Regions from separate parts of the Homo sapiens genome. Here region 1 is linked to region 2. A link is a contact called in ENCODE Hi-C or POLR2A ChIA-PET data. All regions are on one chromosome and are shown on one strand. The core of a region is the stretch at or near the end of the contact, and the rest is flanking DNA. Distances in the headings are between cores, read along the strand shown.

The links. A loop is a pair of places that touch in the nucleus more often than their neighbours do. ChIA-PET counts read pairs that join two places held with the same protein, here RNA polymerase II (POLR2A). Pooled maps may share reads with other maps.
Region 1: a loop to region 2 is called in a map of Caco-2, with 2.7 times the contacts of the local background. The contact joins two enhancer-like sites. A Hi-C loop is called at or near these places in 2 of 168 maps with a recorded cell type or tissue (Caco-2 and heart right ventricle), 1 of 37 single-sample maps with no recorded cell type and 7 of 50 pooled maps. POLR2A ChIA-PET finds 5 or more read pairs at or near these places in 1 of 52 experiments (SK-N-SH).

Annotation. Positions count from the first base shown.
Region 1 is chr4:139,843,178-139,846,312 of GRCh38, forward strand. All of the region lies in intron 2 of MAML3 (mastermind like transcriptional coactivator 3), which reads right to left. Among named protein-coding and RNA genes, the nearest start is that of MGST2, 180 kb to the left of the region's middle. Within about 2 kb of position 1,639, at least 2 of the 41 ENCODE cell types and tissues checked have a DNase peak (open chromatin) inside an H3K27ac peak, as active enhancers do.
Region 2 is chr4:139,733,009-139,735,970 of GRCh38, forward strand. The region is part of intron 2 of MAML3 (mastermind like transcriptional coactivator 3); the gene reads right to left. It also overlaps a transcript of MGST2 not described here. Among named protein-coding and RNA genes, the nearest start is that of MGST2, 69 kb to the left of the region's middle. RefSeq lists a silencer at 1,960-2,079. Within about 2 kb of position 1,308, at least 28 of the 41 ENCODE cell types and tissues checked have a DNase peak (open chromatin) inside an H3K27ac peak, as active enhancers do.

The DNA of each region.
Region 1 (3,135 bases), core at 389-2,888, 110 kb after region 2:
CTCCCAAAAGCTCTACGTGTACCCACCTGATAATGGGGCTTTGGCAATTACCTTACTGCTTCCAACCCAAGTCCTCAATCTACTATGGAGCTCAGCATGCGAAGAAAGGTGACGCCATCTATCTTTTGCCCAAAGCTGAGTACATACTAAGATGTGTCTACTCTCGGGTCCATGTGCTCAAATTTAGAAAACACACCAGAAAATAACTTGATATATCACAATTTTAGATTTACTACCTAGTCCCAATACAGGGAATTAGAATATTTCCAAAATCCTGAACTCAAATCCCAACTTACACTACTGACAGGTCTTAATTACCCATGTTTAAGGACAAGGCAAAAGTAAAACCCAAAACCTGATGAATTAACATTCATAATAAGTTAATCTAGCCCATATTTTCCCTTCTTAGTTCACCAACTGTTTTGCTAGAAAATTTATAGGATTACCTGTTCATAGATGTAGGTAATTATATACAGTTGGGGTTTCTCTAGAAATGACTCCTGAAGTATCTTAATTCGGAGTCTTCTAATGAAATTGCTACTATCTCCAGTTTAATAACCAAATTATTACTGTCCTGCTTGGTCTGATCACGTCCTAGTCTGGACCTCAGCTTCTGTTTCAAAAAATGAGCATTTCTTCACTTCCTGAGACCTCACTGTTTGGGTCTGATGAAGCAACTTCCCATGGACGGCATTGTAGCCATCGAGAGAAACCCCACTCACCAAAGGAGAAAGCTTGGCCCACAGGGCCCCTGGGAGGTGCCATTTTCATCTTCTATTGCACTGCGCTGACATTTTTAAATTATAATGACTCCATATCCCAAATGAGTCCTAAGAACATTCTGAATCAGCTAATTAATAAATCAATTGCTCTTCAGGATGGCATTTATCAAATTCACAACTAATATGTGAGGTGCGGGTAGAGTGGAAGTCTGCAGCTGCTACACCTCTGGCTCTGGTAGGACCCAGCTTGTTCCAAAACCTCTGTTGCACTCTGGCTGTAAGCGAAACACCTTCAAGTTTCTATGCATACTATTTGAGTCCATTGGGATACAATTTCATCATCAGAGACAACATCTTATGCAATAATGAGTAGTTGCCTAAAGAATGAAGAACAGGAGCATCCCTACTAATCAGACACTCAGTGTCCCATATGGTGATGGTAATTGAAACATCCTTCTGGTCACACTGTTGAACTAAGATTGAAATCAATTAGATGCCACTGTTTAGATGTTGGTGGCATTGTGCTGTCTTTTTCTTGGCACAGAGATGATGTGGGAGTTAACAATACCAAGCAAGGCATCCTACTTCACCAAGAGTGGACCACTGGTGAACTCTCAATCCCTTAAAACCTGATAATTTCTACAGGCTTCAGAATCACTGCCAACATCCTGAAAATCAGTTGTGACAATAAGGCTGTCAGAGCAGTGTGTACTGCTCTTAATCATCTACTTAGTGTCTCTTTCTTGGTCATAGACTGTACCTTCCTTACCACTGCAGCCACATGGCTCCTCTTCACATGCTGTTGTTGACAGTGTGGGTGGGATATAGGGATGGTGGGCAGCTGCCCAAATTTTCTGTTCATCAATAGTGGGATGACATAAAATGAGACCAGAAGACAAGACTGCAGAGAGCCTGGGGACAGGTTGAGTAAGAAGCAGAGAGCTGCTGTCCAGATGCCAGAGAGCTGAACAAAAGCCTGCCATTTGTTTAGTCCTATTCTGGCTCACACTATTCACCTTCCTTTCCTTTTGATATCATCAATATGGTTTTTCTCCTGGAAGAGACTTTCTATTTCTCTTTCTCTCTCTCTGTCTGTCTCTCTCTCTGTCTCTCTCTCTCTCTCTCCCTCTGCCCCAACACAGCATCCCTTTTGATGAGATAATGGGTGTTGACTTGCAGTCCAATACTTACTAAAGCCTGATGGCTCTACAAATTACTTAGACAGAATCTAATCCTGAGGGTAGGTATCAATGATAGGGTATGTGTGTGGGGAATCAGAAATGGCATGTTGTCCTACAGAGAGGTCACACCAAAGAAGTAAGAAGATGGGAAAGAAGAAGTGAGGGTGGTGACAGAGAGGGGGAACTAGACATGTGGCTGCATTAGACAGAGTACACAGAAGGGAGGCTCAATGTGGACATGGGAAAAGGTATATTCATTAAGAATGAAAATAGAAGAGGGCTTCTTTATTCAAGTTCTGGGTGTCTGAATCAGGTCAAACTGGCAGAGACACATAGGTAGAAATTGAAGTTAGAAAAATTAAATAAGTGCAAGGAAATCATATTTTGCTGTGTAAGTTCATTTCTAAACATACAGATGTCAGAGAGTTTTGATAAATGCTCATATTCTTTTCATGATTGTACTAAGATCTCACACGGTAAATGACATCAGGAGTTAGAATGGATTGAGATCAAGACAAAGCAGGAACCTACTTTGAATAAAATTTTACTCATCTCAGTATTTTTGGATGTTTCCTTTATCTGAACTAAAGCACTTCATATGATGTCATCTCTTATTTTCTCTTTTGTAGTCTCCTTTATAAATCTATGGTGAATGGTATAGAATAGTTTCATTGGTACCACAATCCCCTTATACCTGATATTATGATAATTCTGAAATACAAACTGAATAAATACATAGGTCATTTTCAAAATGATTTTTATTTGCTCAACAGATTGAATCTGTGCAGTAGTAAAATTACAGTTCGTTAAGTAAATCTTGAGTCAGAGTAAGGTTTAGCAGGGTAATGTTGATCTTTAACCCCTTCATCTAGAATATATTTTTAGGAGTGGGAGGAAATCCCAACATCTATATAAACAGAGAACTCAGAGTTTGAAATGCTCCAAGCAGACATAGTTATTTGTGACAGCTTGACAGTGACAAAAAATCCAGGAGCTGAAATGCTTTCTCCTCGGCTTATGAGTGGCTTTTTATGCAAATCTTGATAGATCATTTTATGCCTTAATTTTCCTACCTACAGATTGCCAGAAGCCTTGGTGACTAAACTATGGCTTATAAGAAGCTAGCACTGTACTTTATTTTTATTTTACTAGACAGACTCTATCACCAAACTACATATTTTTGTCTGTAAGAGGAAGAGTTTAAGAAAGAAACAACCTACTAATAATAGTTT
Region 2 (2,962 bases), core at 58-2,557:
ACCCTTGCAGGGGCCTAGATATTTCAGGGTCTTCCCTTTTCCCCCAAATATTTGCTACCTGTTTTCCAAGCCCTTCCTTCCAGTGAAATAAAGCTGTTTCTTGGCACCTTTAGGGACAAATGGCTGATTGGCTTTACACTTTAACAAATGAATTCACACTGACATATAAACAGCCAATCAGCAAAAATGCAGATATGTAGTTTGTTTTTTCTGTCTCAGTATATTTGATACTTTCCAGTTTTGATAAGGAGGAGAGAGTTGGAAAGAAAATGAGGCCCAAGGGAAGATAAAGTTTTCTTCAGCTTGATTTTTTGAGAGGGTTGGTCTGGGATGGCCCTGTTTATCTTTGTGCACTTTGAGATATGCTTGTCCTGTGTGACCAGCCCGCACAGCTGGGGAAGTGGTAAGGAGTGAAGAAGTGTTGCTTTCCCAGCCTCCTCTCCACTGGGAAAAGAAAGAGAGAGGCAAATGGGGTGACGACGATACATCAAACCACTTTTTGCCCGTGTCTTCCTGGGCCAAGAAGAAATACTTCAAAAGCACAGTGTGAAAAAAAAAAAAAAAAAACCCTCCCAAAGGGATAGGATTATGTATTTCCCCAAATAATTCCCTCCCAGAGGTTTTGCCTTCAGGCTTCTCACTGAAGACCTACAGGCAGGAAGGGCTGTATGTATTATTTTATGATTATTTTTTAGAGACAGGGTTTCACTCCGTTGCCCAGGCTGGGGTGCAGTGGTATGATCATAGCTCACTGCAACCTCCAACTCCTGGGCTCAAGCAATCTTCCTGCCTCAGCCTCCTGGGTAGGTGGGGGACTACAGGTTTAAGCCACCATGCCCTGCTAATTTTTAAATTCTTTGTATAGATGGGTTGTTGCCCATCTGTGTTGCCCAAGCTGGTCTTGAACTCCTGGCCTCAAACAATCCTCCTGCCTTGGCCTCCCAAAATGTTGGGATTACAAGCATGAGCCACTGCTCCCAGCCACTATGTGCATTCTTAAAGGACTGCCTTCCATACGAAACATCTTTAGTTCGCAACAAAGCTCTGCGGCATTCAACAGTGGATGAGAGACACCTACAGCCCCCGACTCTGAGGTGTATTCCAAAGTGTGAAAATGTACTCAGTGACTTGACTTACACATTAAGCTGGCCGAGGCCACTAACATAATACATGGCTTCTTTTAACCTCCAGTCTCAGAGGGCTTAATGAGAAATAGTCTGTCAAATTTCAGGATTTCAAGCCACTGCTCTTGTTTCTAAGAAGGACACACACTGTGTTGTGCAATTAGAGAAAACCAGGCTGAGCTTTCGTCATGCGAGATGTAATGCCTTGAAGCCAAATGATGCAGTATTTTTAGTTGTAATTACTGGCTTGTTCTCCAATCCACTCCTTGCCCAACGACCTCCCTTGCTTCTCCCAAGAATCTTAATACAGTTTCTTCCCCTCAAAAATCCAACTGTGGCTACATAGATCTTCACTACTCGCCCAACCCTCTGACTCTTCAGTAAAATAAAGGGAGGAGAAAGAAATCAAAACCAACGAACCTATTTTACATATCTTCCCCTCCAGGGAAAAGATCTTAGCAATTTTCTAAAGGCTAGAGTGAGGTAGGAGGTGTCAAAAGCACCCTTACCTCCCCCAAACAGGCAGTTTTCGACTTCAAAAAACAGTTGTGGTAAAAATATCTCCCAAGAACAGCCAGCTGTTTATTTATAAATCTGTGCGTAGGGAAGCTTTATTTTTCTGAAGTGTTTTCAAGAACATGCATAGTGTTTGGGTGAGAGGGGCCAGCCTTGCTGGCGGCGAACCAAAGAGCAGGGAATCACAAAAGACGGCCGGCGGCGAGCAGGCTGGGGTGACGGGGACCCCGTGGATAACGGGCTTGAGGACGCCCAGGGCTTCAGCCTTTTCCAGGCGTCCCTCGCCGGGGCAACGCAGAGCAGCTGCCGTTCTTCCCGCGCCCCAGCAGATGGTGGTGTCAGCCCGGCCTCGTGCCCGGCCGCCGCTGCGCCCGCGCCCCCTCCCCTCGCAGATGGCTTAATCAGGGCTCCCGCCCGCCCCTCCGCGGCCCCCGCCCCGCGCGTCTGGGCGAGCGCTGCGAACGTGGAGCCAGGCAGTCAAGTGTTACTGCGTACAGCAGGTAGCCTGGCAACTGAGAGCACAATACCGAGCAGATGGTGTTCGCACGGCGTGATGGACATCACACACGACAGCCTGAGACAATCCAGGAATTCCCTGGTGACTCGAGGCCCTCTTTGCACAAAATGAGTTCTCTCTCCATTGCCGTGTATCTCTGGGGTTATCTGCCCCCCTCCTCCGACTGACACTGAACTGGTTTCTCATTACCGACTTTTCTTCCAGCCGGAGGGGAGGAAGAATTCAAGTGGGGGAGGGCGCGGGAAGGGGACGTGGAGGGAAACGGAAGGGCTGGGAGTGGGGTAGGGGGGCAGTGGCGACCTCCGGGGGGGGAGGGTGGCGGACACCAGACCCCAGGGCCGACAGCCCGGGAGGGACCGGGTTCCAGGACCCCAGCTGCACAAAGCCGGCCCGGGGAGGGGGCGATAAGGAGCGAGCCTCGGGTCGGCCCGGCACCGCTGCTTCGGCTCAGAGTCCTTGCAATCGCTTGGCCTACGAACAACCTAAATGAAATTTAGGGTTTTATTGAAAAAGTCCCCTGGGGCCTAATTTAGCCTCTCGACTCCAGCCTATATGCTTACAAGTCCTCAGGGGACTCCGGCTAGGAAGTCAGGAGTGGGGCCCGTGCGTCCCCGGCAGGACCTAGACTGCCTCTCGGCGCAGGCGGCCCTAACAAAGAAGCCCACGAGGCGGTCCCGGGCGCGGGCAGGGGCGGTGCGGCGGCGCTCGGGAGACCCGCGAGGGGCCCTGGAGGTCCTCGGCCCGCGCGCGCCGCTCGGGAGCCCGCGAGGCTGCGGTGTGCTCCAGCGGGCGCATTTCCCAGGCC